Linked DNA regions of Homo sapiens: region 1 is linked to region 2. Evidence: chromatin loops called from intact Hi-C (ENCODE). Cell type or tissue: heart left ventricle. All regions are shown on one strand. Each heading gives the region's core, and the rest is flanking DNA. Links, peaks and the distances in the headings are about the cores only.

Evidence for each region. Peaks named below come from ENCODE experiments on the same cell type or tissue, not always from the same donor. Only the 100,000 strongest peaks of a DNase experiment are listed, where the experiment ranks them.
Region 1: it touches region 2 in a loop (10-fold over the local background); 9 of 110 quality-filtered maps call a loop at or near these places.

Annotation. Positions count from the first base shown.
Region 1 is chr6:53,151,238-53,166,842 of GRCh38, forward strand. It overlaps the pseudogene RNU6-464P. Among named protein-coding and RNA genes, the nearest start is that of GCM1, 10 kb to the left of the region's middle. In heart left ventricle, for the core only: no CTCF peak of the experiment used is centred there; no DNase peak of the experiment used is centred there.
Region 2 is chr6:53,102,290-53,117,894 of GRCh38, forward strand. No RefSeq gene overlaps it. Among named protein-coding and RNA genes, the nearest start is that of GCM1, 39 kb to the right of the region's middle. In heart left ventricle, for the core only: no CTCF peak of the experiment used is centred there; no DNase peak of the experiment used is centred there; H3K27ac peaks cover 206 bases.

The DNA of each region.
Region 1 (15,605 bases), core at 3,677-11,676, 49 kb after region 2:
AATTGCCGGAACTACAGGTATGAGCCACGGTGCCTGGCCATGTTGAACTCTTAACTGTGAATTATATGCTGTCTTGTATCACTTGGATCTAACAGTGTTTTTAAATTACAAAATAAATTCATGATTTATAAAAAAGTCATATTCTCATCTCCCATAGGTTTCCACTGTTAACATGTCAGGCATGTCCTTTCAAACTTTTGTTTTCCCATATCTTTTTGTTCCCATATAGAACAAAAGATATTATTTTTATTTGCAATCCTATTTTACGTGATATTGCCTTTAGTTGTTTTGTTTTGTTTGTTTGGTTGATTGGTTTTGTTTTGCTTTTTTTGGAGATACGGTTTCCCTGTGTGGTCCAGGGTAGACTCAAACTCCTAGGTTCAAGTCATTCTCCCCACTGAGCCTCCCAAGCAGCTGGGACTCCAGGTGCCCGCCACCACATCAGGCTATTGCTTTTCATTGTTGATGAGTGTTGGTTCTGGCTCCCCAGTGAGGCTGCTAGTTCTTTCACGGCCAAGTTGGGATCTTCTACTTTCCCTCTCCTCATAGAAAGACTTGCTGAGTTTCCAGCAGCAACATCACAGCCATCCTTGTCCCAAGCACCAACCCTACTCGGACACAGGAGGGCGCTGAGAAGCTCTGCCTTCACACTCTGATAGAGGTGTGACATGATGTCCAGACTAGTAAGGGTATTTTTGCTTTCTTGAGGCCAAGGTCCCAACTTATTACCCAAATTCTCCTAATTGTTTTTGTTTTGTTTTGTTTTTTGACACAGGGTCTTGCTCTGTCCCCCAGACTGGAGTGCAGTGGCACAATCTCAGCTCACTGTAGCCTCCTCTTCCCAGGCTCAACCTATCCTCCCACCTCAGCCTCCCAAGTAGCTGGGACCACAGGCACATGCTACCACACTCAGCTAATTTTAAAAACTTTTTGTAGAGACAGGGTCTCACTGTGTTGCCAGGCTGGGCTCGAACTCCTGGGATCCAGTGATCCACTGCCTCAGCCTCCCAAAGTGCTGAGATTATAGGCGTGAGCCACCTTACCTGGCCAAATTCTCCTAATTGGATCTCTGTCATTGTTATTAATAACAATAATCATAGTAGCTTCCCTTGACTGCACATTTACAATGAATCAGGCGCCATGCTTAATCACCTGTCTGTATTATCACTCTTGATCCATACAGCATCCCTATCAGATAGATACTATTTTTATTATGCCTCCTTTGTGGAGAAGGAGATCAAGGCTCAGACAAATAGCTTTACACAGAAATGTAAGTAGCAGAGCTGGGGTAGAACTCAGAGACATGCCTGTTGACCACGGTACTGCATGAAGAGCCCTATGTGTTCAGCATCTGGAGTCTTTGTCTCCACTCCTATAAAATCTGAGTTCTACATCACTCTTTCCACCCTGTGCCTCCTCCCCTAGAGACAGGAATCCTGCCTTAAGCCAGGTGGCTAGAGGCCCTATTACTTGGTAACTGACCTCAACCACTAATGATTGGATTTCTCAGTATCTCTACTTTTGCATTCCCTGACACTCTGAGGCCTGCCTATTGAGATCATTCTGGTTTTTTTTTCATCAATAGTGGTGCTTTAGGCATTTTAAGCAGGATAATTATTTGGGTCAGACTGTCCCATGCACAGAATTCCCAGACGCAAGATGCCAGCAACATCCCAGTCACAATATCAACCATAACCCACACCTTCATATTTCTACATGTTCGGGAACCAGGGAGGGAGCAGTATTGTGCTGCCTTTGGTTTGGGGTGACCATGCCAGACTCTCAGGGCTGACAAGTTTGCCTAGACTATTGCCTGCGGTTTCCAATTCACAGCCTAAAAGATACCTTGTTCTACCTAATGGATGAACTTCTACACTTACAGTTCTATCCTTCTGGTATCTACCCTATCTAGTTTCAGCCATTTGCCCAGTTCTTCTACTGTGGACTTTTTTTTTTTTTTTCAAGACAGAGTCTTGCTCTGTCACTCAGGCTGGAGTGCAGTGGCGCAATCTCGGCTCACTGCAACCTCCGTCTCCCGGGTTCAAGCGATTCTTGTGCCTCAGCCTCCTGAGTAGCTGGGGCTACAGGCGCATGCCACCACGCCCAGCTAATTTTTGTATATTTAGTAGAGATGGGGATTCGTCATGTTGTCCAGGCTGGTCTCGAACTCCTGACCTCAGGTGATCCACCCACCTCAGCCTCCCAAAGTGCTGGGATTACAAGCGTGAGCCACTGTGCCCAGCCATTCTATTGTGGACTTTTATTTATCATTTATTATGTATCCGGCATTTTTCCAAACATTTAGTTCTCACAACCACTTCATGAAATTAATATAAATTTTTAGTTGTTGTACATATTTGCTGGGTACATATGATATTTTGGCTACATGCATAGAATGTGTAATGATCAAGTCAGAGAATTTGGGGTGTCCCTCACCTTGAGTATTTACTGTTTCACATGTTGGGAGTATTTCAAGTCCTCTCTTCTAGCTATTTTGCAACATACAATACATTGTTATTAACTATAGTCATCGTACTCTGCTACTGAATATATTAAGAAATATATGGAATGCTTCACTGACTTGCATGCCATCCTTGTACAGAAGCCATGCTAACCTTCTCCATATCATTCCAATTTTAGCGTATGTGCTAAAGGGAGTACTGGTATTATTAAGCTATATAAGTATGAAATTAGTATAAGGAAACCGAGGCACAGAGAGGTAAAGTAGCTTGATGTTTACAAGGTGGTGTAACCAAACTTTTGGCATCAGCAAATTGACATAGGTCAAAGGAAAAATATGAACTGGAGAAGAATGATGTTAAAAGTCATTTCCTTCGTGGGAGAGTATGTCTATCTAACATTCTGATCCCTTCTGGTGTCAACATTCCCCTGCCTCCTTACCTCACCATTTTTTAGGAAATTGCCTTTCCCCCAAGGCTGTCCATTAGAACGTTCTGTCCCTTCTGACATAGAGCCTGACCTACTCAGTCTTTCCCTGGAATTTTCCAAATTAGAGGTGGAGGAATTGCTCTTTCATCTCAGATGCCAAATTGTAAGCCTGACCTCAGTCTTGCTGATGGTCATCTCTGCTGCACATGGCAGAATCTGAGAGAATGGAGACAAGAGATGAGCGATGGAAAAAGGAAGGAAGGAGGGAGCACTGAACATAGCCAAGCCCGAGGCCAGCTCCAATCCTCTCTGTTCCAGTTATGTGACCCAACAAATATCTTTTATGCTTTCATTCCTTGGAATTGGGTATCTCCAACTTACCCCTATGAGAGATCTACTAACACACTTCCCACCCTCCTAATCTAGGTAAGCCTACATCTCACGCAGATTTCAAAGTAAAACACTCTCCTTTTCATTGATACTTCAATGAAAGGAAGTGGGCATCAAAAGTGACTTCTCTGACACTGCTTAAAATTGGAAAATTTTCTGTCGTGTCTCACTGGAATCAATGTGCAGGACACAGGGAATAGTCATTGTAGGCCTCAGTTTACACCTACCCAGCACGCGCAGTTGCTAAAGCAGGTAATCAAATCACTTTTCTGTGTTGTGTAAAACTGAACTTTGAATTTTTCCTTTAGGGTTTCTCAATTTGGAAGCCATTCATGGCTCTCATGCGGAGTTTCTACAAGTTCTGTATTTACTTCAGTGCTCAAGACCAAACTGCATCATCTTAAATTGGATGCTGAGCTGTATCTGTTCTGAGAAACAAGAAGTGTTCTCTTTCTAAATCTCTGGGCAGACAAGACAAGCCTGGATGACTGTTAAAATCCCTAGATGATTGTGGGAATGTTCCTGGATGTCATGGTCCTCTTTGGAAAATATTGTGAAACTTTAAAATACGTAATTATAAGACTTGAAAACTGTTTTACCAATAGAAACTATGACTAACATATGTATATGCAACATCAGAATCATGAACCATGAACCCAAGAGTCAACCCCAAAAAAGGAAAACATAAAAAACAAGCTCCCAAATTCACAGTGGTAGATTATTTCCAATTTCCTGTAAATACTTGGCTGTCCTTTTGTTTTGTGCTAAAAGGCAAAAAATGGGGTGTCCTATAAGTTAATAAAAATGCAGCTAAAAGCAGAATTGATTCCATTTCTTAAATAATTTTACAAACTGGGAAATCAACAACAACTTTTTAAAACTTAAAAACCATGACCAAACAAAGCTGGAATGTGATCCTACCATTTCCATGAGGCAGTAAGCTACCCCACCCTGGCTATTTTTCATACAAATATTATTTATGCTAAAATATAATGGGTTGAGCTGGGCGCAGTGGCTCACGCCTATAATCCCAGCACTTTGGGAGGCCAAGGTGGGTGGATCACCTGAGGTTGGCAGTTCGAGACCAGCCTGACCAACATGGAGAAACCCCATCTCTACTAAAAATACAAAATTAGCTGAGCATGGTGGCACGTGCCTGTAATATCAGCTACACGGGAAGCTGAGGCAGGAGAATCGCTTAAGCCCAGGGGGCGGGGTTTGCAGTGAGCCGAGATCGCGCCATTGCACTCCAGCCTGTGCAATAAGAGCGAAACTCCATCTCAAAAAACAAAACAAAACAAAACAAAAACAATATATATACATACATACATATATATATATAATGGGTTGTTACTCTTACTTGAGGTAAATTAATATTTCAAATTATTTTTTTCTAATTTCTAACATGCTAAACATAGAGATAGCCATATAAGTAAAAGCCGTTTGAGGTCCACATGAATTTTTAATAGTAAAAACTGGTCCTGAGACCAAAAAAGGAAAAGTTTGAGAACTGGTGCCATAAAGTACTAAGTACTAAATTTTTTTTTTTTGAGACAGAATCTCACTCTGTTGCCGAGGCTGGAGTGCAGTGGTGCGACCTTGGCTCACTGCAACCTCCACCTCCTGGGTTCAAACAATTCTTCTGCCTCAGTCTCCCAAGTAGCTGGGATTACAGGCAACTGCCACCACGTCCAGCTAATTTTTTTTAATTTTTAGTAGAGATGAGGTTTCACCATGTTGGCCAGGCTGGTTTCAAACTCCTGACCTCAAGTGATCAGGTCACCCTTGTCGGCCACTCAAAGTGCCAGGATTACAGGCGTGAGCCACTGCACCCAGCTCTAAGTACTAAAATATTAAGCCCTGATCATCAAAGCAGAGGGCTGTTTCTGATGATATTCAGTGCTCTGAGTGCAAACTGCCCCATCTCCTGCCTTCCATGGGCTCCTATCTCCGGACTAGAAAGACACAAGAATCAAAGGGAGGAAGACAAGGAAATAGAGATGTTGTCGGTGAAACTGCACACTATCAATACCTATATGACAAAACATCTATCAATGGGAGGGAGGCCCTGCCCACAGCAAGGCTTTGAGACACCCAAGACTGATTCCAATAGACCCCACCATTCCCATAGTCCAAGCTCCTACCTATCATCAGTGGAGGTGCCCAGCACAGCCCATAGGAGATGGCATCACCAAGGGCAACCGAGGTATCTCCTTTGGCAGGCCATTGAGACCTTAGCAACCAACATCACCAAAGAGGGCTACAACAGTAGAAGAAAAGGGTGGATGCTATGTGGTAACTGAGAAGGCTCATTGCCGAGCACATAGGAGATATCCACTGAAGACAAAATTTAAAATACCTGGAACAGAGATGAGGTCCTGAAGGTAGATCCTAGAGCCAGCAAAATACAGTCTAAAACTCCTAATGTCACCCCAATTTAAACTCTGAAGCCTGGTTAAATTACAGGTTAGGTGTTTACAATTAAAGAATACTAAGAAAAATGCTTTAAAAATGGCATATTGGCCGGGCATGGTGGCTCATGCCTACAATCTCAGCACTTTGGGAGGCCAACGTGGGCAGATCACTTGAGGTCAGGAGTTCGAGACCAGCCTGGCCAACACAGCAAAACCCTGTCTCTACTAAAAATACAAAATTAGCTGGGTGTGGTGACATGCACCTGTAATCCCAGCTACTTGGGAGGCCTAGGCAAGAGAATTGCTTGAACCCAGGAGGCAGAGGTTGCAGTGAACCGAGATCATACCACTGCACTCCAGCCTGGGCGACAGAGTAAGACTCCATCTAAAAAAAACAAAAACAAAAGTATCTTGTTATTTGCATGATGGGATTACAGATAAAAATGTTTATTTCCTTTTTTATATTTCTCTGTAATTTTCTAAATTTTCTATAAGAAGCATGCACCCTTTTTAATAATGTGATACTTTTTAAAAAATCAATGGTACAAAGTAAAAATATGTACTATTTATATGGTACCTTATAGAAGTAGTGCTTAATTTTTTTGGTCTCAAGATCAGTTTACACTCTTAAAAGGCTTTGAGAGCCTCAAAGAACTTTGCCTATGTGGTTATATCTGACAATATGTACCATATCAAAAATTAGAATTAAAAAAAGTTTTAGGCCGGGTGCAGTGGCTCACGCCTGTAATCCCAGCACTCTGGGAGGCAGAGATGGGTGGATCACCTAAGGAAAGGAGTTCAAGACCAGCCTGACTGACATGGTGAAACCCTGTCTCTACTAAAAATACAAAAATTAGCCAGGCGTGGGTGGTGTACGCCTGAAATTCCAGCTACTTCGGAGGCTGAGGCAGAGAATTGCTTGAACCCTGGGAGGTAGAGTTTGCAGTGAGCTGAGATCGCGCCACTGCACTCCAGCCTGGGTGACAGAGCAAGACTCTGTCTCAAAAAAAAAAAAAAAAAAAGAAAAGAAAAGAAAAAAGAAAAGAAAAAATTTTAACAGATTTTAGATTATTAATTAATTAAAACAATAGTAACAACACATTACATTTTAACATAGATAACATTTTTCTGGAAAATATTTTATCTCCAAAAGAATTAATGCGAAGAGTAACAATGTTTAACATATTTGCGAAATCTCTTGAATGTCTGACCTATTAGAAGACAGTTGGATATCTTCCATCTCCTTCTGCATTCGATCTGTTACAAATATCACATGTCCCATAGCTTCTGGAAACTCTGTTGCATACTTGTGAAGAAAGGCAAATAGGCCAGGTGTGGTGGCTCACACCTATAATCCCAGCACTTCAGGAGGCTGAGGCAGGAGGATCACTTGAGTCCAGCAGTTGAGACCGGACTGGGCAACATAGCAAGACCCCGTCTCTATAAAAACTACAAAAAGTTAGCTGGGTGTGGTGGCACGTGCCTGTGGTACCAGCTACTTGGGAGGCTGAGGTGGGAGGATCACATGAGCCTAGGAGGTTGGGGCTGCAAGGAGCCATGATCATGCTATTGCACACTGGTTTAGGCAACAGAGTGAGACTCTGTCTCAAAAAATAATAATAATAAAATAAAAAGAAAGGAAAATAACATCTTAATATTATCATAAAAGTAGTTTTGATCTTGGGGCCAGGTGCAGTGGCTTACACCGGTAATCCCAGCACTTGAAGGCCCAGGCAGGATTGCTTGAGCCCAGGAGTTCAAGACCAGCCTAGGCAACATGACAAGACCCTGTCTTTGCAAAATATACAAAAGTTAGCCGAGTCTGGTGGTGCACACCTGTAGTCCTAGCTACTTAGGAGGCTGAGATGGGAGAATCACCTGAGCCTGGGGAAGTCAAGGCTGCAGTGAGTTGTGATCACACCACTGTACTCCAGCTGGGGTGACAGAAAGAGACCAAAAAGAAAAAAAAATAGCCAGGCATGGTGGCTCATGCCTGTAATCCCAGCACTTTAGGAGGCCAAGACGGGTGGATCACTTGACGTCAGGAGTTCAAGACCAGCCTGGCCAACATGGTGAAACCCCGACTCTACTAAAAATACAAAAAATTAGCCAGGCATGGTGGTGCATGCCTGTAACCTCAGCTACTCGGGAGGCTGAGGCAGGAGAATCCCTTGAACCCGGGAGGTGGAGGTTGCCGTGAGCCGAGATTGCGCCACTGCACTCCAGCCTGGGCGACAGAGCGAGATTCCATCTTAAAAAAAAAAAAAAAAAAAAAAAGTTTTGATCTCGGAAACCTCCTGCAAGGGTCTGGGGAGCCCCAAGACTCCCTGGACCACAACACTGCTTTATGCTTTACAAAATACAAATACATTCACAAATTTCATTCAACGCTCCCAAAAATATTTTAGTTGGGCATGTTTTGAAACAGATGAAGAACCTGAGATTTAGAAAGATTAACCAGTTCATCCAGATCACATGCTCAGATTTCTGTGTTTATACTCTGAATCTAGGACTGGATTCCAGATAGCTACGACATCTCCCCTGTAAAAGCTTTTTGATCACTCACCTTTACCTAGATAAGCAACTGCCTGGGACACTCAAAGAATTTTTACACAATGATTAGAATAGCTAATATCTTAACTCTAGAATGTGGTAGAAAAATAGAGATCCAAAGAAGTTACATAAAACAGAGCATGACAACAGAAAAAAAGCACAAGTCTTGGGAGGCAGTAGCCCTGAAGTCTGGATGCCAGTCCCTCACTTGCTGTGTGACTTGAGACAGGTGGCTTTACCTCTCTGGGCACTAGGATTGCCTAATCTGAAAAATGAGCTGATGATCTCTTACCAGCCTGAAGGCATGGGCTGGATCGGATGATTGCCCAAGATCCCTCCTAGTGGAAAGGCTGTCATTTACGAAAAAATCCCAGTCATTTAGAAGGCTAGGAATATAATTCAACTGAGATGGACTCTCCTCTTGAAAGTGTAGTCCCTATGATTTTGCCATTTTCTCTAATGTAATATTTGGAATTTAGGATTTATTGAAAGAAATTTTAGTCACCTTTTCTTTAACTCCTTCAAATTTTGTCCAGAAAACTCAGGCTTGAGAATAATTTCAGCCTTGAAATCACTTGAAAAACTGGTATGTAGGAATCCAGTGCAATTCAACACATCCCACAAGTGTACTGAGTGTTTACTGTTGTGTAGCAGATGTCATGCACACTTCATTTTCTTTCCTTCTCTTTCTTTTCTTCTTTCTTTCTTTTTTTTTTTTTTTTTTTTCTGGAGTCTCGCTCTGTTGCCCAGACAAATACACTGGCGTGATCTTGGCTCACTGCAACCTCCGTCTCCTGGGTTCAAGCAATTCTCCTGCCTCAGCCTCACGAGTAGCTGGGATTACAGGCGCATGACACCACACCCAGATAATTTTTGTATTTTTAGTAGAGACGGGGTTTCGCCATGTTGGCCAGGCTGGTCTCAAACTCCTGACCTCAGATGATGCACCCACCTCGGCCTCCCAAAGTGTTAGGATTACAGTCATGAGCCACTGCGTCCAGCCACTTGATTTTATTTCTAAGCTTTTTCTTCATTTTTTTATTATGGTAAAATATACACAACATAAAATTTACTCTTTTAAACGTTTTTAAGTGGCAGTTCAGTGGCGGTAATTACACTCACATTGATGTACAACCATCATCACCATCCATCTTCAGAACTTTTTTATCAGCCCAAACTGAAACTCTGTACGCATTAATAATAACTCTCAATCTCTCACTGCCCCCTTGTCCCCAGCCCCTGGGAACCACTATTCTACTTTCTGTCTCTATGAATTTGCCTATTCTAGGTATCTCGTATAAGTGGATTATATAATATGTGATCTTTTGCATCTGGCTTATTTCACTGAGCAGAATGTATTTAAAGCTCACCCATGTTGTAGCATGTATCAGTACTTCATTCTTTTTTTTTAAGTGGCAAAATAAAAATCACATAATACTATGTTAAACATTTTTAAGTTCGGTAACAATGAGCACATTCACACTGCTGTGCAACTATCAACACCGTCTATCTCCAGAACTCTTTTCATCTGTAAAACTGAAATTCTGTCCACTAAATATTAACTCCCCTTTCCTCCCAGCCCCTGACAACCATCATTCTACTTTATGTCTGTAGGTACCTCATATAATCGGAATCATATAGTATTTGTGTTTTTGTGACTGGCTTATTTCACTTAACATAATGCCCTTGAGGTCCATCCATGCTTGTAGCATGTATCGGAATTTTCTTCCTTATTAAGGTTGAATAACATCCCGTTGTAGGTATATACCACACTTAGTTTATCCAGTCACCCATGGATGAACACTTGGGTTGTTTGTACTGCATTTAATTTTTTAAGCCTTCATTTGCAGATTAGAGCAACTCCTGAAAACTGTTGGAAGTACAATCTAGTACTAATATAATGTGCTGTACACAGGTAAAGAAAAAAACAAAATAGAGTTAATGGCAGTAGGCATGAATCAGAGAAGTATGCACTGAGTTATTTCAAGTTTGAAAAGGAAATTCCAGCGTTAAAAAAAAAATGAAGCCAGATTTTTGTCTGTTGTTTTTCTCTCTAAAGGGATGTTACTAAATTGTAAGTTTCATAAGGTCAGAGACTGTACAACTTTTAACTGCGCATTCCATATTACACCTTGCAAAGTTCCTGGAAAACACCATTAACTTATCTATAAATACACCAGCATAGCATACAATTAAGAAATATCTTCATCTAAATTACCACATTTGATTTTACGACAACCTGACAAAATGGGCAGGGCAAGTATTTGTGCAATCTTATGGACAAAGAAGCTGAGGATCTCAGCCATTAGCTCATTTCCAGGCAATGTGAGAGCAGGGACACCAACAGAAGTTTGTAATGCCATTCCCAGCTCTGTCCCTCTGTTTTCCCATCTCTCAGCAGTGGTGAATGAGCATGTGAAGTCACTTCCTAAGTATAATTTCATTTTAAGACACAGAAATATAAGCTAGACAACATCTTAAGGTCCTTCTGATCATGAAATTTTTTTGTGTGTGTGACAGAGTCTCACTCTGTCACCCAGGCTGGAGTGTAGTGGTGTGATCTCAGCTCACTGCAACCACTGCCTCCCGGGTTCAAGCGATTCTCCTGCCTCAGCCTCCTGAGTAGCTGGGATTACAGGCATGTGCCACCACGCCCAGCTAATTTTTGTATTTTCAGTAGAGATGGTGTTTCATCATTGTTGGCCAGGCTGGTCTTGAACTCCCGACCTCAAGTGATCCATCCACCTTGGCCTCCCAAAGTGCTGGAATTACAGAGGTGAGCCTCTGCACGCAGTGATCATACAATTTTATGTGACAGTTTCCCTGAGAGCAAATACTTATTTTCGAATATGAAGGTATGTTTATGTGAGATCAGGCCTACTAACATATATTTAGAAAATAATAAAGTGACCTCAACTTCTGTGAAAGACCCTGCAAAATGAGAGAAAACCAACAAAAAGGGACAAGGAAAGGAGGGGGTTATATAGGTTTGATAGGAAGAACATTGATCGCTCTTTGATTCTTGTGCTTAGTTTAGAAAAGGTAAGTATTAAATTGATTATAGGTATGATGATTGGTTCAAGCAGGATTACCTAGAACAAAATTACGAGTGCTCTTTGAGTGCTCCAGCCTTCTTGGGTTTCCTCTCTGCAGATCCTTGGAAGGCACCTTTCTCAGCTTTACTCAGGGGCTCTATACTTTCAAGCTGCCCAGTATGCCCAGCCCTCTGATGCACCATCTGAGCCCTCTTCACAGATAAAGCCCCACCCTCTGTTTCCTCATGAAAACTTGCCTACTTAGAACTTCCGGTTAAAAATGACAGATTGTTCACACACATTCATTTCCCCTCCTTCCCAAAACCCTGCTAGAGTAACTGTAAAACAGTGTAAAATAGTGTTAGGCATCACACTGATCAGGCAAAAGTTAGAGGTACTCCCCCTAAGAACTGGAACAAGATAAGGATGCCCACTGTCACCATTCCTATTCAACATAGTACTTGAAGTCCTAGACAGAGCAGTCAGGCAAGAGAAAAAAATAAAAGGAATCCACATTGGAAAAGAGGAAGTCAAACTATTTCTCTCCACTGGTTATATAATTTGATACCCAGAAAGCCCTAAAGACTCCGCCAAAAGACTCCTAGACATGAAAAACAACTTTAGTAAAGCCTCAGAATACAAAATTAACATACAAAAATCAGCAGCATTTCTATACACCAATAACATTCAAGCTGAGAACCAAATCAAGAAAGCAATCCCATTTACAATAGCCACAATAAAATAAAATAAAATAAAATAAAATAAAATAAAATAAAATAAAATAAAATAAAATAAAATAAACACTTCAGGATACATCTAACCAAGGAGGTGAAAGATCTCTACAAGGAGAACTAGAAAACATTGCTGAAAGAAATCAGAGACAACACAAATGAATGGAAAAACCATTCCATGTTCATGGATTGGAAGAATCAATACTGTTAAAATGTCCATATCCCCAAAGCAATCTACAGATTCAATGTTATTCCAATCACATTACCAACATAAGTTTTTTTGAGACAGAGACTGGCTCTGTTGCCCAGACCAGAGTGCAGTAGCGTGATCATAACTCACTGCAGCCTCGACCTCCCTTGCTCAAGCAATCTCTCCTCAGCCTCCTGAGTAGCTAGGACTAAGGTGCATGCCACCGCACCCAACTAATTTAACAATTTTTTTTTTTTTTTTTGAGATGGAGTCTTGGTTTTTTGCCCAGGCTGGAGTGCAATGGCACGATCTCGGCTCACTGTAACCTCTGCCTCCTGGGTTCAAGCAATTCTCCTGTCTCAGCCTCCCGAGTAGCTGGAATTACAGGCATCTGCCACTACGCCTGGCTAATTTTGGTATTTTTAGTAGAAACGGGGTTTCACCATGTTGGCCAGGCTGGTCTCGAACTCCTGACCTTGTGATCCGCCCACCTCGGCCTCCCAAAGTGCTGGGATTACAGGCGTGAGCCATCGCACCTGGCCAACAGTTTTTTTGTTGTTTTTTTTTTTTTTTTTTGTAGAGACAAAGTCTCTACAAAATGTTGCCCAGCTGGTCTTGTACGCTTAGGGTCAAGAGGTTCTTTCACCCCAGCCACTCAAAGTGCTGGGATTACAGGTGTTTGCCACCAGGCTCAACCACGGTTTTTCACAGAATTAGAAAAAAATAATAAAACTCATATGGAACTAAAAAAAGAACATGAATAGTCAAAGCCATCCAAAGCAAAAAGAGCAAAGCTGGAGGCATCACATTACTTGACTTCAAACTATACTACAAGGCTATAGTAACCAAAACTGCATGGCACAAAAATAGACACACAAACCAATGGAACAGAATAGAGAACACAGAAAAAAAGCCACACACCCACAACCAATTGATCTTTGATGAAGTCAACAAAAATAATCACTAAGGGAAAGGATACCCTATTCAATAAATGGTGCTGGGAAAACTGGCTAACCATATGAAGAAGAATGAAACTGGACTTTTACCTATCACCATGTACACAAATTAACTCAAGATGGATTAAAGACTTAAATGCAAGACCTCAAACTATAAAAATCCTAGAATAAAACCTAGGAAATACTCTTCTGGAGATTGGCCTAGACAAAGAATTTATGACTAAGCTCTCAAAAGCAAATGCAATAAAAACAAAAATTGATAATTAGGACCTAATTAAACTTCTGCACAGAAAAAAAAAATTAACAGAGCAAACAGATAACCTACAGAATGGGAGAAAATATTTGCAAACTCTTCATCTAATGACAAATATCCTGAATCTAGGAACTTCAACAAACCAATAAGAGAAAACCAAAATAACCCCATTAAAGAGTGGGCAAAGAACATAAACAGACGCTTCTCAAAAGAAGACATACAGGCCGGGCATGGTGGCTCATGCCTGTAACCTCAGCACTTTGGGAGGCTGAAGTGGTGGATCACTTGAGGTTAGGAGTTCAAGACCAGTCCAGCCAACATGGTGAAACCCTGTCCGTACTAAAAATACAAAAATTAGCCAGGCGTGGTGGCACATGCCTGTAATCCCAGCTACTTGGGAAGCTGAGGCAGGAGAATTGCTTGAACCTGGGAGGTGGAGGTTGCAGTGAGCCGATATCACTCCAGCCTGGGCGACAGAGCAAGACTCCATCTGAAAAAAAAAAAAAAAAAAAAAAAAAAAAGACATACAAGTGGCCAACAAACATGAAAAAATGCTTGACATCTTTCACTAATCGAGAGTTACAAATCAAAACCACAATGAGGCCTGGCACGGTGGCTCACGCCTGCAGTCCCAGCACTTTCGGAGGCTGAGGCGGGTCGATCACTTGAGGCCAGGAGTTCGAGACCAGCCTGGTCAACATAGTGAAATCCAATCTCTACAAAGCAAAAGTCAGCAAAGAAAACCCACAATGAGATACCATCTCACACCAGTCAGAATGGCTATTATTAAAATATCAGAAAATAACAGATGTTGGCAAGGTTGCAGAGAAAAGGGAATGTTTATATACTGCTGAGAGGAATGTAAATTAGTTTAGCCCTTGTAGAAAGCAGTTTGGAGACTTCTTAAAGAACTAAAAATAGAATTACCATTTGACTCAGCAGCCTCATTACTGGGTACATAACCAAAGGAAAATAAATTGTTCTACCAAAAAGGAACCTGCGCTCATATGTTTATGGCAGCACTATTCACAGTAGCAAAGACATGGCATCAACCCAAGTGCCCATCAATGGTGGGTTGTATTTTTTAAAAAGTGGTACATATACACCATAGAATAATACACAGCCATAAAAAACAATGAAATTATATTCTTTGCAGCCACATGGATGCAGCTGGAGGCCATTATTATAAATGAATTAATGCAGAAACAGAAACCAAATACTGCATATTCTCACTTATAAGTGGAAGCTAAACACTGAGTACACATGGATACCAAGATGACAGCAATAGGCTGGTGCAGTGGCTCACGACGCCTATAATCCCAGCACTTTGGGAGGCCAAGGCAGGTGGATCACCTGAGATTAGGAGTTCAAGACCAGCCTGACCAATATGGTGAAATCCCACCTCTACTAAAAAAACAAAAATTAGCCAGAAATCACTTGAACCTGGGAGGCAGAGGTTGTAGTGAGCCGAGATCGCACCACTGCACTCCAGCCTGGGTGACAGAGTGAGACTCCATCTCAAAAAAAAAAAAAAAAAATGACAGCAATAGATACTGAGGACTCCAAAAGAGGGGAGGGTGGGAGGAGAGAAAGGGCTGAAAAACTACCTATCAGGTACTATGTTCACCACCTGGGTGATGGGATCAACAGAGGCCCAAACTGCAGCATCATGCAATGTAACTGCACATGTAACAAACCTGCACATGTGCGCCTTGAATCTAATTTCTAAAAAAATAGTATTAAGCACCCCCCCGAAAAGAGGCTAGAGGATCACAGTGGAAGAAAGATTTCAATGAATTTTTGAAAGACAAAGTAGACACCAGAGGAACCAACTTAACAAGGGAGAATGTTACAACGTAAACAGAGGTAGAAATGGAAGAGAAGAAAGCCAGTTGGCTCACAGACTTAGTGCCTGGATTTCCCAAGTACCACGAAGGAAAGACTTACATGACACTAAAGCACTGGCTGAATGTTGAAGGGCTGAGCAGTTGGGTCATTCTCCTGTATCCACTCATAAGACAATAGCCCTCCCCGACCCGTAAGAGATCTGAGGATTGTTCTCTTGGGAAGCTGAATAACCAAAGCTTTGGATTTGGAAAAGTTCTGAATTTAGGGACATAAAGAACAGGGAAGGCCAGGCATGGTGGCTCATGCGTGTAATCCCAGCACTTTGGGAGGCCAAGGCAGGCAGATC
Region 2 (15,605 bases), core at 3,184-11,183:
AGTTAACATCGTAGTGGCTCCTTCTTGGCTATCAATGGACAAGCAAGGAACACCAAGTATTTGAAGACAAAGTCTAAATGAGTGACAGAGAATCAGACTTTTTAAATAAGCAGAGAAAGGGGACATGATGGAAATAAAAAAATGCAGGTAGTAGAAGAAATCTGAAAAACAAAATTCTATTTCTTCAAAGACATGGAAGAAGAAACAAGAACAAAAGGCTATGAGGAAACATTGGAAGTCAGAGCCTTTGAATAATACTTAATGTGATAGTGAAATATGTTTAAATGTCAGATGACACATAGAATGTCAAAGCTGGAAGTTTCCCTAGAAGTCACTTACTGACCAACTATCCCCATGTGGAGGTGAGGAAATGGGGGCTCATGAAGGGTGAAGTTGTTTGCCTCAGGTGGTATAACCAGGACCCTCACAAATTAAAGGCGTGTATTCATGCAGAGGGCCTGGCAGTTGTAAGCACTCAGTAAATTCTAGTCTTAATAATGTTTATTAAGAACTTAGATGTTACTGCATGATCTTACTTATTTGTAAAATCTAAAAAAGTCAAACTGATAGAAGAGAGTAGAGTGGTGGTTACCAGGGGCTGGAGGGAAGGGTGGATGGGGAAAGCAGAGATATTAGTTCAAGGGTATGTAAAGTTTCAGCTAGGAGGAATACATTCTAGTGATCTGTGGCATAACATGGTCACTGTAGTTATTAACAATGCATATGTTTAAATGGCCAAAAGAGCATATTTTAAATGTTCTCACCACAAAGAAAGGATAAGTATATGAGGTGATAGATACGTTAATTAGTCTGATTTGCTCATTTTGCAATGTGTACATGTATCAAAACATCACATTGTACTCCACAAACATGTACCATTATTTGTTAATTTAAAAATGCAGAGAATCAAGAACTTATATGTTCAACCTGGGCAACATAGACCTCATCTCTAGAAAAAATAAAAACAAAATTGGCCAGGCATGGTGGTACGTGCCTGGAGTCCCAGCTATTCAGAAGCCCGAGAAGTGGAGGCTGCAGCGAGCCAAGATCACGCCACTGCACTCTAGCCTGGGTGACAGAGTAAACCCTGTTTTCAAAAGAAAGAAAGAAAGAAATTATATGCAAGTAATAATAAAGTTGTTTAAAAACTTTGAGAGATTATGTGTTAAGTATGGGGCAGAAGGCCTTCTTTTATATGGATTATCTCATTTGTGCTCACAACACACAGGTATTATTGTTCCTATTTTATAAATAAGAAATTTCAGGTTAAGAGAGTTTAAATAAACTTGTCAAGCTCATCCTGGTTACTGAGTAGTGGAGCAAGGCTAACTCCAGAATGCTTTCTCATAGCCAGAGCCAGGAGTAGAGTCCAGTTCTAAAGAAATAACATCAAAACTCCAATATGTTACAATTCCCACTGGAGCTTAGACCAGCGCTGCCCACTAGAAATATAATTTGAACCACATATGTAATTTTTAAGTTTCTAGAGCCATTTTTTTATTAAAAAGGTGAAGTTAATTTTAATAATTTATTTTAATCCAGTACTATCCAAAACAGTATCATTTTGACACGTACTCAATATAAAAATTACTAATGGGATTTTTTTACACTTTAAAAAATTCTAAATCTTTGGAATCTGGAGTGTAATTTACACTTCCAGCACACTTCTACTGGCTTAGCCATGTTCCAAGTGCTCATAGCCACATGTGACCAGTGACTACTGTAATGGACAGCGCAGCCATCAACCAAGGGGTACATCATAAGAAAGAGAGTCAATGGATGGTGTGTGTCAAGTTCAACCTCACAGTTTCTCTCCTTGTGTAATTGGCATAGGGATAGGTAAGCCGAGCAGGGAGCTAATACCCAATTAATTGTTAGGCTCAGTACCTATGTATACTTCTCCTGATTCCACCAGAAGGTGTCCCTTGTCTGTCTCCAAAATATTCCACATTGCCTCTATCCCAGCAGTTATCACATTCCATTTTAATTCTGTTTTTACATGCGAATGCCCTCCATCAAACTGTGGTTGAGGACAGGGTCCATTTCTTTTAAATCTCTGATTCCAAAGCACCTCTCTGTTGTGAACATGAGATAAAAGGATCCCTATAAAGCACTGGACACATTTCATGGGCTCTTGATGCTCTATTGGAAGAAACTAACAAAAGCATCCTTTTGTCACTAGGTGACACTCTTGTCCCAGCCTTTTTGTTTTTGCTCTTATTCTTCATAGTGTTAGGGGGAGCTGATTTTCACATTCACAAGAAAATAGGAACACCCCAGATCTTTCTGACTGACTTTCAAAGCTGCAAGTGACAGGATCTAAGATTTAAGGTGTATATTCAAACAGAAATGCCATTTTTGTGACAGTGCCCTAACTCCTGCCATGCCAACTCTTCAGCAAGTAGCCCAGAAATCTCAGTTTTCTTGGCCATTGTTTTTTTTTTTTTTTTTTTTTTTTAATCTGGCCAGTTTGTCCTGGCTGCATGAGGAAATTGAATATCCTGATTTGGAATGAATAGGAAAGGGATCCTGGGATAGTATCTGAGGTTGGGGTTGTTGAGATCCAGAAGAGGGGCCAACCTGTCCCCATTTGACAAGCAAGTGGCCTGATTTGTGACTCTCTTGAGAGGCCCACAGCCCCTCTTGCTGTGGTCTAATGCTCAGTGCAGAGTTTTTGGGGGATCACTGTTAAATCCACTCAAGGCTTCCATATTTGCACCTTCTTCTTATGAATCCAGTAAATATCTAGCAGCAGAATTGAGATTCAGAAAACTGTGCAAGACTATCCTAAGAATGCTGGCCAATTCTGGACATGGTGTGCATGTGTGTGTATGGTAGATTGAAGAAGGATAGTGTGGAGATTGCATAAGCAGCATAGGCTTCTTTTGCTGAAATGGCTTTTCTGTGCAGACTAACTTTTCCTCAAGTCCTGGAAATACATCCAGCCCAATTTATTGTATTCAGGCCAAAGGAGCAGTAAGTTGAAACCTGCTCTATAAGTAGGGTGATCAAATAGTCAATTTATTGTCAAAATCAGGACACTTTTTAGAGGAAAGAGTAGTGTTTTTTTTGTAATTGCACTGGAACAGCAAGCATAAATCGGGAGGCTCCTGAGCGAACTGGGATGGATGGTCACTATACTCAAGGCATGGCCAGTGCCCTACATTTGGCTTTTTGTCAGATGTAACTCAGAATGAAGGTTATCCATTCTTTTCTGGCTATTTTTCTTCCTCTATAGAAGAGAAGAAAATACCAGCGGTGTTTCCTAGTGTGTGACGAGTAGAGTGACGATTAGACCTCACTAATTTCCATGATTTTACCAGGAAAACCACTTTGCAGAAGGGTCCAATGTATCTGTTGCCCTGCACTGGATTCTGAAGTCCCTCGGAATGCTCACTGACTTCTGCATTTGGCTAACAGAGGCTTTAGTACCAGGAATTCCCAACAGCTTAAAAAAGTGAATCCATATCAGATAACAGTTTCTACTTTTCTCATGATCTGTTCTTTATTCCCATCTGATTTCTTTAATGACTAGCTAATTTCCTCCAGGCCTGGACCTATAATCCCAAATTAATGTGGACAGTTGCAGAGAGATATCTTTCTTTGCCTTATAGTTTGTATGTCTTTGAAGTGTGTAGCTAAAAGCAAAGTCTCCTCTCTTTGCTTGTTCCTTCATCCCCAACAGGGGTGTGTACCTCTGCACTATCTCCTAGAGGAGTGGATGTATTTTGAGCACTGCGATATAAAGAGCCAACTGCATGGTGTGGTGCAAAGACCACAAACTGGGTCAGAAGACATGAGCTCAGTGAACCTAGCACAGATCCTGACCCTAGCAGATACTCAGTAAATGTGAGCTGATTCCCAATCAGATCATTATAGTTAACCATTGCAGTGGAGGGAAGACTTCTGTGGCTTCTACCAACACTGTGTCAGAGGAGTTCTTTGCCTGGGTGCCCCCAATTCAAACCTAGTAGATGCTAGGACCATTCAGAGCAAGTGAGAACTACCAACACTGAGGCCTCTACAGATCTTTCAGCTTTGGATCTTTCAGCTTTGGAGCCTTTAAATCTTAAACATGATTCCTTTAGGTCCCTGGGGACCTGAATAAGAAAGAATCATATTCTACCCAGACATGAACGAGTAAGGCCTTCCTCTAACTCAGAATTTGACAGGAGAAGTAGGGAAGTATCATAAAACAGTGGACAGAATCCGGACTTTGGGGTTAGATAGCCCTGGGTTTTTAGTTGTTTTTGTTTGTTTTTTTTGGAGATGGGGTCTCACCCTGTCGCCCAGGCTGGAATGCAGTGGCGTGGCCTCCTGAGTTGAAGGGATTCTCTTGCCTCAGCTCCTGAGTAGCTGGGACTAGAGGGGCACCATGCCCCGCTAATTTTTTGGTATTTTTAGTAGAGATGCGGTTTCACCATATTGGCCAGGCTGGTCTTGAACTCCTGACCTCAGGTGATCTGCCTGCCTCAGCCTCCCAAAGTGCTGGGATTACAGGCATGAGCCACTATGCCTAGCCAGCCCTGAGTTTGAACACCCACCCTTACCAGCATCTACTTAGTCAAAGTCACTTACCACCTGGAGCCTCATTTGTAAACTGGGGATAATGAAAACTACCTGCAGGGTTGCTATGGCAATAAATACTACAGATGTTAGGTCCCAGCACATAATAGGCTCTCCATATGGAATCTATTATTATCTAAAAGGACAGTAACACTTAGGGTCAGTTGAGAAAATAGCTCTGTACTAAGAAGGGACCAATGACTGGGAGATGCCAGAAAGCAGACTCTAAAATCATAAATCTCAAAACAACAACCCTAAGACTGTACTTGTGAGCCATTTCAACTATGTAGTTTATAGGAGCAATCCCTTTACACTACAGCAAGTTAAGCTTCAACTTAAATCAATGGCTGGGCTTGATCCATTGGTAGTGGTTGTCTGAAGTGCTGGTTAAGAAATATTCTGCTGCTGAGTCAACTCAGTAGGGATGCGTGCCATGGCTGACTGATCAGCGATGCCTGCTCTGGGCACAGGATTGGGAAGCAGAGGCAAGTATGCCAAATAGTTACCCTGTGTTCCTCACCCACCAGCGGATGAGACTGCCCTTAATACAGGAAAGAATTTGCAAGTCTAGAGTAGCACTCAGGCTTTGGGTAGCTTAGGGGAAATAAATGAAAGGTAGTGATGCGCCAAAGACTGATGCAAATAGGAAGGTTTGGGAGATTGTGGGAAATCTTGATAGTATGTAGGCAAATTTCAATGATTTCCTAACCCTACCCAGGAGCAGCCCCACAACAGTAGTCAAAAGGGCCTGAGCAATTGCCTCTAAGAGCCAAGAGAAAATTCTGAATATTGGGAAACCCTAAGTCAGTCCACAGAGCCTGAGTTAAAGTGCAGGAGGAGATGGGAAGCACAACAGAGTATAAGGTAAAATTAAAGCAAATGCCCAACCTTGTCTTTGGAAACATTCGATTAAGAAGCAGTAGCTTGGGCCGGGCGCGATGGCTCACACCTATAATCCCAGCACTTTAGGCCGAGGCTGGTGGATCACCTGAGGTCAAGAGTTAGAAACCAGCCTGGCCAACATGGTGAAATCCCGTCTCTACTAAAAAATAAAAAAATTAGCTGGGTGTGGTGGCGCATACCTGTAATCCCAGCAACTTGGGAGGCTGACGCAGGAGAATCGCTTGAACCTGGGAGGCAGAGGTTGCAGTGAGCCAAGATCATGTCATTGCACTCCAACCTGGGCAACAAGAGCGAAACTCCATCTCAAAAAAACAAACAAACAAACAGAAAAACACTAGCTTGGAAACAGCCAAAATGGTCGAGAGCAAGAAAGCCTTAAATGTCCCACAAAGTAATGCTCCTTCCAAAAATCTAATGGCCTTCCTGTAATTGCTGAATGACGTCTCAATACATCTGTTTTGAGAGCTCTAATCTTGAGCAGAATTGAGTAAGAAAAAGTACAGCCTGTTTCTTTCTTAATGATAGAGTAGAAAAGATGACCTTTATAGAGGTCATGGAGATTATAAATAGCAAATTCCTATTCCTAGCCCTGCGTGCCCCCTGCCCCAACTCAACAAGAAATAGCAGCATTTGAAGCAGACCTTCTGAGTTAGGAAAAATAATCCTGAAGAACTTGAAGAGTCAGGAGAAAAGTAAAGATCAAGAGCCTTAACTTTAAGAAAGAACAAGTTTTGGAACAGGCTCTTCTTCTCCTACCAAGACTGTCATTAAGCAGGTTTCTCTTGACGTGAGAACAGCTGCTCATGTGGCCACTTTGTTGCTTGTACCCTGAGGGCCAGCTGCATGAAGGGGCATGGTACAGCTCTCCCCCTAATCTTTTTAAGTTTTTTTTTTTTTTTGTAAATCTTTTTAATTTTGGTACCATTCCTACTGAAGTCTTTCTGAGACAGCCAATATTCTTTTGTCTTTTCTTCCTACATTTTCCAATGGCACAGCAGACTGGGAAGCACCTGTGAGTTTTTCACATTTTTTGGCAAACATTAATATATCAATTCTGGCAAATGCAGAGAGGCATTAAAAGAAATTTGGAATTGCCCATAAACTTACCATCAGAGATAACCACTGTTTACTTTCACTAGCTTAGTATATATCATTGACTAATGGGTGCCCCGGTCATCCTTCTCCATACGTGCTGTGGGACATTGGTATGTTAGGAAGGGGTTCTTAGTGTCTCCTTGCCACTTTCTCACCAGGAGCAGTACTGGCAGGGTTTAGGATGGGGGAGGCAGAGGAAGGGGACAAAAACGGTGATCACTACAATGCTGAGAAGTGGGGGAATGGAAAGTATTTGTGAGCATGGTGTAAATTTAATGCATTATGCTTATAGATGTGGCAACACTAATGGTTGAATGGGGGAATAATTTGGTGACAGTCTTCTCTGATGCATTCTGGCAGGTGGAGAAGTATTTCACTGTTTGAGAAACATTGTTTTTCACGGTTTAAGAAACATCTTTCAAAGCCTAATTTCTTTACTCCTCAGGTGTCAAGACCTTTGTTTACACCAGATCAATTGTGCAAAGTTCCCTGCAACCTAGAAATGAAGCAATTATTTCAAATCTATTTATGGGACACAGAGGACACACAGTGAGATTTTGCTGATAGTGCCTTTAAATCTGAACCTTGGGTCCCACCCCTCTGCCAGGCCACGTTTGTCTAGGTAGGCAGTGACTGCCCAATTTACCTGGATTGGTAGGGGTGATGGGGGAATACAGAGGAAGAAAGACTCATTAGATGCTGTTCTAAGATTAGCTCTAGTTCCTGATCATTGGAACAGTCTTTGGAATTCTCTGCTCAGTCCTGGGAAGATGTTGTCAAGGGGATAATTGTCAGAATGGTGCAAACACTGCAGGAGAAACAGTAGATACACTCACCAAAAAGATAAGGAGGTGTTTTCTGGAAAGATGGCCCCTTTGCAATTAGTGACTATTCAAAATTAAAACTACCTCCTTTCAGTTACCCAAGTAACTGCCATTCATAAATGCCTGAGTTGTGGTTGCATTTACCCGTGTGCAGAGAAACTGACCACAAGACTTTCAGGACTCAGAGGACTGAATTGAGGGGTGGCTGCCTCTCAATGAGGAGTCAGAGGAGCAGGGTGTCTTCCTCAGGACTCACCAGGAACAATAGGACCCATGTGATGAGATTGGGCCCACCTGGACAATCCGGGCTAGCCTTCCCATCTGAAGGTCCTCAATGTAATCACATCTATAAAGTCTCTTCTGCCACGTAAGGTTTTGTCACAGGTTCTAGTGGTTAGGATGTGGACATCTTTGAGGGACCATCATTCTGCCTACCATAGCCATGACTTCCTGGGTATAGCAACACTGCTCAAACTCTATGCCTCCACTTCTAGGGATCTGGACACAGGTCATGAGCTCAGAGTTTTTAGAAGATGGTGTCACTAGGGTAGGTATTAATATTAACCTCAGCACAATACCAGCAGTTTGGCACCCATGATTATCCCAGCAAGCTTCAGACATCTAGTCTTCCTTCAGGCATCTGTAGACATTTGCATTTTGGCACTTCCATCAGCTCCCAAACCCTTTCCTCTGGCTGGCTCAGAAATACCTAGCGCCATGCTTGACCCTCTGGTAGGGAGGTCTAAAGAAAGGTCCACCCCCATTTTATCCCTTCCCCTCACTTTCCACCACAGATAACAACCCAGATGGATGCAGCTGGTGTGTCTTCCTGTTGACAAACACCATGGGGAGTGAGTTGTGCCAATTCTCTTGCCACATCCACGTTATGTCTCCCCTGACTCCTCTGTAACTCCCTCCCTCCAATTCTCTCCTCATGACAAAAAACCTGGGACTGCAGACTGGCTTATGAAAAATGTGGATAACAATGTGCAAACAGATGGGTGTGGTGGTTTATGCCTGTAATCCCAGCACTCTGGGAGGCCAAGGTGGGCAGATCACTGGAGCCTAGGAGTTTGAAACCAGCCTGGGCAACATAGCGAAACACTGTCTGTACAAAAAATACAAAAATTAGCTGGCCACAGTGATGCCCACCTATAGTCCCAGCTACTCAGGAGGCCAAGGTGAGAAGATTGCTTCAGCCCAGGAGGTTGAAGTGGCAGTGAGTGGTGATCACACCATTACACTCCAGCCCGAGTGACAGAGCAAGACTCTGTCTCAAAAATAAAATAAATAATGTGCAAACACTCACACAGCATTTTCTATGTGCTAAGTGCATTATTCACATTAACTCATTGAATCATTGCAGCATCCCTGTAAAGTGGGTGTTATCACCTTTTCTTAAAAGTGAGGAAACTAAGGCACAGAGATATTTAGTAACTTACCCAATGAGTGGTTATGATGGGATTCACATCTAGGTAGGCTGGCTCCAGAGCCTACACTCTGTCCCCAATGCTAGCGTGCCTCTAGACAAATATAGATCCAATGATAATATTCAGACCATCACTGGGAGGTGAAGTGCTTTCTCCTACCTTCCTAGATGTATTTGCAGTTTTAAAAAGCACAGAGAGTGATGCTATGTGTCACACGAGTACACCCTGCCCAAGGGAGATGGATTCAGACTGGGAGCCCATGGGTAAAGGTTTGTTCTGGTTCTGCCATTTTGCTGGCTGAATGATTGTAGACAAATAATAGATCATCTCTGAGTCTCAATTTCTTTATCTGCAGAACGAGGATGACAGTCACAATACCAAGCTCACAAGGTTCTGGTGGGGAATGACATTCCTGATCTCATTGGATAAAAGTGTTAAAGTATTATTCACTACCTAGAGCTAAGGTCATTTGTTTTCTTTTTGTTGAGACAGAGTCTCACTCTGTCACCTAGTCTGGAGTGCAGTGGTGTGATCACATCTCACTGCAGCCTTGACCTAGCTAAGGTAGTATTCTTATTAGAGCATGGGATTCAAGCTTGTTGAGCATGAATCTGAGACAGAGAGCTTGTTGGCCCTCCAAGCACAGCACTGGGCAGCCTCTGTTCCTTCTGCATATAAGGCCACCTCTTTATTTTCATTCACTGCCACTGACTGGGTCAGGACCTCACCACCTCTAGCTTGAACCTATAAAACAGTTTCCTATCAGATATTCTTCCTGTACTCTCGCCCCTTCCCAATCAAAACGCTGGCATCAGGTTAGTCTGAGGCACAACCTTCCTCTGTTATCCACAAGTTGTGACCTTCTAAACTTTCTACAGCCTGCTGTCTCTGGCAAGGGTGATGAACTCAAACACCTGTGAAGGTCCAGAGGACACCACAAGTGAGTGAGGTGGACCAGGTGTGCAGGCAGTGGCAAGCCAGACCCTGTGTCTCTTGCCTGAAAGGGAAGCGGCTACTCAGCTTCCGTTCGAAGATTCTCTATAAGGCCTGACCTTCCTATTTTTAAAGAGAAGCTGGAAATCCATGTTGTTTGTGAAATGTTGTATGCTTAACCAAACTCAAGTTTAAAAGGAAAAAAATAAAAACACGATACAGGTCAAACAAAAGCCATCTGCAGGATGAGTGGAATCGGCCAATTTTTGACCCTTGGTATGCAGGTTAAAGCCCAAATAATAAACTTTGCATTCTAGGTCTGTACAGGTTTGACACTAACCTACCTTTCCAGCTCGCCTCCTGCTCCTCCTCCAGGTCTGCTCCTAGCCAAGAATAGTTCTGGTTCCCAGGACACCCAAAGCCCCTCCCTACCCCTGCCCCTTTGCTCTGCTGGCATCTGGAATGCTCTTTCTCTCACCTTCCCCACCCTCCAGCTCCTCCTGGAAGTTCTACTATTCCTCCTGGAGGCTTTCCACAGTTTAACTCCAGCCAATGAATGATTAAATAATTACACACAATCTACTCCCCCTGGGCCTCCAGGGCACTCTCAAAGAGCTCTGTTTCACCTGTGTTTACTTTCTACCACATCCTGGCCAGTGCCACACCTCAGAAGGCTTCAGAGAAAAATTGTGACTAACTGACTTGTGTCACTTCTCTCCTACTAAATCATAAGCAAGTTGTCTGCAGAGCCCCCCACTGCCAGCTCCTTGCCCCAGCTCCTCCCACCACCACCATGACCCAGGACAGCGCCTTATAGGTCCCAGATGACTGTCAAGGCTTCTTGAAAGCTTTGGCTCTAAGGGATTAAACTGGAAGACTGCAGCTGATTAACTCACTAGGTTTAAATTAAGTTCTTGGGCTTGCTGCAAGCAGAGCAAAACTCTCCCGTCTCTCTGCAGCCCCTTCTCAGGCCTCTGCTCTCTTTGTGGGCATGGCCAGTGTCTCTTAGCTGCATCCTGGGTCACTCAAGGTCTCAGGGTAGGAGAGCTGGATGTACAAATCACACCCTCATCCTCCTGGGGGAGTGGATCCAGGTGCTGGTGGAGGGATGCCAGCATCACCTGGAAGCAGAAAGTTATGCCCTGAGGGAGCTGTCCCTTGTTTGACTAATCCAAATTAATACCACTATTATTGTCTTACAGTGTTAGGGCCATGAGAGGCCATATAGCCATTTAGACTGAAGGAGGAAACCGAGACCCAGAGAAGCATGATTTGCCCAAAGACAGGGTAAGGGTGAACTCTAGATAGGATCCAGGACATCTAACTCCAACTCTGGAGACTTTTTTCCACTAAGCCAAAGATTTGCTGCTATCATTTGAAGTGTTCTGATAAAAACACAAGTGAGATATCTCAAGACTACATTTTTCAGACACTCCATCTCACAGCTGTGCAAAAATGGGCTGCCGATTTGTTTTTGTCCTTTCTGCTTCTGTGAATGTGGCATTTGGAGTGTGACATTTGCTGCTCCAGCCACTTCTGATCTCAGTGTAATTTCCTTAGCTTAGGAAGATGCGTGGTATGTGTCTGTGTGCTTGTCCCTACATTTCAAACTCCCTGGAGAACATGTGTCGCAGAAGTAGACAAAATGAGAAAATAATCACTGGTAGTTTGCTGCAATGTCTCTTGGTCTGTTCTCTTTCTCAACCTTCCTAAGTTTGTAGTTGGGACAGACTTCTGCAACAAAGGACAGATTAACAAGAGAACAGTCCAGCTTATCAACACGTACAGGACACATCGCGTGGGAGAAACCTCAGTGAAGAGTTAACTCAAGGCAGTGTTTACGAGTCTGCCATATATAGTATGTCTAATAAAGAACAATAAATTTCAGAGAAGTGACAAGACAAAGGAAAGTAGTCCTGGACTTCCAAAAATGGGAAGCTATGGGAAGGTAAATATATGGGCAAACACTAATGGAGTAAAGTCTGCTCACAGGTCCCTCTGGCACCATCTCTGAGCTGATCAAGGGTTGTCTCCAGTAATGAAGAATGTACATCTTATCTTTAGGTAAGAAAAGAGACAGGGAGGATAAAAAACCTTTTGTCTCTGTAAATCTCTGTCCTGCTTTTAGGCAAGCAAAGGGAAGACACAGAGCTCCCCTGCATCTTAATTATCTTCAGCTCAACAATCCTCTTATTTTGAGGAGGCATATTCTGGTCTCCCACAGTTGCCATATTTCCCTGGGAACATTCAAACGAGGAATAGCTGCCATGAAAGTCAAGAAAAGACATTTTGGGAGCCTCTCCAAACCTATTCTGGGTCAGAGGCTGCCTGGTTTAAGAAAAAAGGGAGAGAGAAAAAAGGAAAAGATAGTTTACACTTACACTACTTTTTCAAAATAAGAGATTATTCTGTTTATTCTCATGCCCATGATGGGAATCTCTGCTGAAGAGTAAGTCAATGGAGGAAGGCATCTATTGAAGCGCTAAGACAAGATCATTACCTTCATTTTACAGATAAGGAAACTGAGGCTCAGGGCAACTCAAACTAAGCACCTACTATGTGCAGGTTGTGTTTTAAGGACTCTATATTTATTTACCCAGTTAAGATTTACAGTAACACTATGAGGCTAGTGCTAGTATCATCACTCCCATTGTACAAGTGATAAACTGTGGTTCAGAAAGAACTAATATTCCCAGGAGCATTTAGTTCATAGCTTGACAAAGCCAGGATTTGGACCCAGGTGGTTGTACTCAAAGCTGATGTTCAAAATCATTCATCTGTTAATTTTTAGTCAAATGAATGGGCCAGGCACTGTGCTAGGTTCTGCAGATACAAAAGTGAGTGAAATAGACACAGTTCCTGCCTTCAAAGTGCCTCCAGCCTAGCAGGAAAGAGACTGTCAATAAATTATATAAAACTGAAAGGGATCAGAGTGTATTGCCTTAGTAAAAGGATTGTTTTGAGCTGAAGGCAACTGGGAAAGAGCAGACTGCAGAAAGGCTCTCTACTTTTCCCTATTTGCTTAAAAGCAGGGCATATATTTTTCTTTGTGAAGGTGTTCCCCTTCCCTCTCTCATACCAGGAAAGGCAGAATAACTCTTAGTCACCAGAGATAACTCTAGACTCTTTTCATCCCAAAGATGACCCCAAAAGGAATCTATAACACAAACCCTACTAAAATAACACTTACCTTCCATTAGCTTCCCCATATATTTACCTTCTCACAACTTCCTGCCTCTAGAAGCTCAACTGCCTTTTCATTTGTCTTGTTAGTTCTCCAGAAATTCATCGCCCTTTGTTAAAATGGTATATACACCTCCAACTCTGACTATGTCTTTGGGATTTTCATTTCATTTCTCTGAGGTACCTTACATGCCCATGAAATAAACTTTTTTCTCCTGTAATTATGGCTTTTGTCAATTTAATTTCCAGGGCCACAGCTGCAGAATTGAAAAGCATAGAGAAAAAAGTTTTTTCCCTCCCCTACAAAATCTCCTGGCACTTAATCCTATGCCCTTTCTAGTTCATGATGTTGATATCACACTCCTGAGTCAGCAGTGAATGACATTTCCGAGATTGTTTGTTCCATCCTCAATCCTCATGTGCTCCTTTTACCCAAACCTGACCTTCTCACCACTCTGTCTGCCTTCCTAAATGGGCTTTATTTTGTGAGGTGAGGCTTGAGATCTCAGTCTTCATGGCCAGCATTTTGTAGGTTTCTTGGCAGCATCTTTCAGAGTCAGTAGCCCAAAGCAAGCTGTGGCCCACATCTCATCAACATTGTGATGATGTGGCCCAGCCAAGGGAAACCAGAAGCCAGAGAGAGAGAGACAGGTTCAAATTGTGTTTTGTTTACAATTTCTTAGTGACACAAACAATGCCAAGCTTTGATGGTTTCTAAGAAATGGCAAGCATTTCTATGAAAGCTATCATTTAAAGTCAGCCGTTGACCTCTGCTCATGCAAAGCATGTTTCCACATCTAGGCCCAGATTTCTTTACCTCAGCCCAGAGTGCCATGTCTCTATCCTAAGCCCTGGCGCCTTCTGCTACTACAGAAGCAATAAAATCCAGCCAGAGATACCACAACTCTAGTAGATTAAACAGGCAGAGGGAGACAGAGTGACAACTGATATGCAAATGTATGTGTTTATTGGAACCTTGGGGATACCACGGAATGTAAAGAATTCTTATTTCCAAGTATTACAGAGGGGGCTTTGCTGGGCCCTAATGGTGGGACCTAGGTAAGTGTCACTGGATGTTGTGAGCACATACCTGGCCACAGTGTCTGAGTCCCTAAGCACTGTGTGACAGGTGTAACCCAGGTGTGCCTCAGGCTTACCTGCTTGAATGTCAGTTACAGTTAGTCACTTGGTAGTTACCCTGAAGTCTACTCCACCTGCTATGTAGCAGTCCATCTTTTTTCGGCTTCTTGAGCCAGGGAGCCCTGCAGTTGGTCAGGAGCTCTACAAGAGTGAAATCAAATCCTTCCATGGCTAGGATAAAGGTGTGTACAAATATGAATGAGGGACTTGAGAAGGGTGGGGGAGGATTGCAGGAAGTGAGGCTATAAGGAGGAAGAGTGGGGATCCTAGGGGGAAAACTCCATGACTGCTAAGGAGTATGGTGGAAAGGCCAGACTCAGCACCGAGACCCAGATCCTCAAAGAAACTCTGAGGGCAGCACACCCCAGACACCACTCTTGCCACAGACTTGGGTCTTCCGGCCCAAGCATCTCTGCAGTGGGACTCCCCTGGGAACAGTTGTGTGTGAAAAGGAGAGGGTCTGCCCCTATTCTAGGAGAGATTGCTGAGTACTGGTGACTAGGAGCAGGTGGTGAGGTAGCCAAGTGCTGATGCTTTACACCCTAATGGTGTCAGAGCAATTGTTGGAGGTATGCACTTCTCCTTTACGCATGAGCAATTCCTCCCCCTTCCAAAGGTTTTGGACATCATTGAGCTTTGAGGGAACGTCAGCTTTGAACACAACTACCTGGGTCCAAATCCTGGCTTTGTCAAACTGTGAACTAAATGCTCCTGGGAATATTAGTTCTTTCTGAGCCACAGTTTATCACTTGTACAATGGGAGTGATGATACTAGCACTAGCCTCATAGTGTTACTGTAAATCTTAACTGGGTTAATGAATATACAGTCCTTAAAACAGAACCTGGCATGTAGTAGATGCTTAGTAAATGTGAACCACTAGCTAGAAAATAAGCAGGGCCAGTGTGATGGAGTGCCCATAAAGCACCCCCCGGTCCTAGCATATCTCAGCATCCTGCTAAGGTAGACTTTCCATCCAAGTCCCTCCAGGCCCAAATTGTTGTCCCACAAGGGCCCCTACTAGGATACAGTCATTAAATCTTTCAAGGGTAACTCGTTCTGACCTTTAGCAGAAAACTGAACAGAGAGGATAGTTTTCACAGAAGTGGAGGGTAGTTCTCACACAACCCTGTGGGGAAGGTTCCGGGGTCCTAAGGAAAGGACACACCTAGATTGGCTCCAAGAGAACACAGATGGGGACTGTGCTTGTGAAAAGAATTTTTTTATTTTTTATTTTTTGAGACGGAGTCTTGCTCTGTCACTCAGGGTGGAGTGCAGTGGCGTGATCTTGGCTCACTGAAACCTCTGCCTCCTGGGCTCAAGAGATTCTACTACCTCAGCCTCCCCAGTAGCTGGGATTGCAGCCGCATGCCACCATGCCTGGCTATTTTTTTTTTTTTATTTTAGTAGAGATGGGGTTTCGCCATGCTGGCCAGGCTGGTCTCGAGCTCCTGGCCTCAAGCGATCTTCCTTCCTCAGCCTCCCAAAGTTGTGGGGTTACAGGTGTGAGCCACTGTGACCAGCCATGAAAAG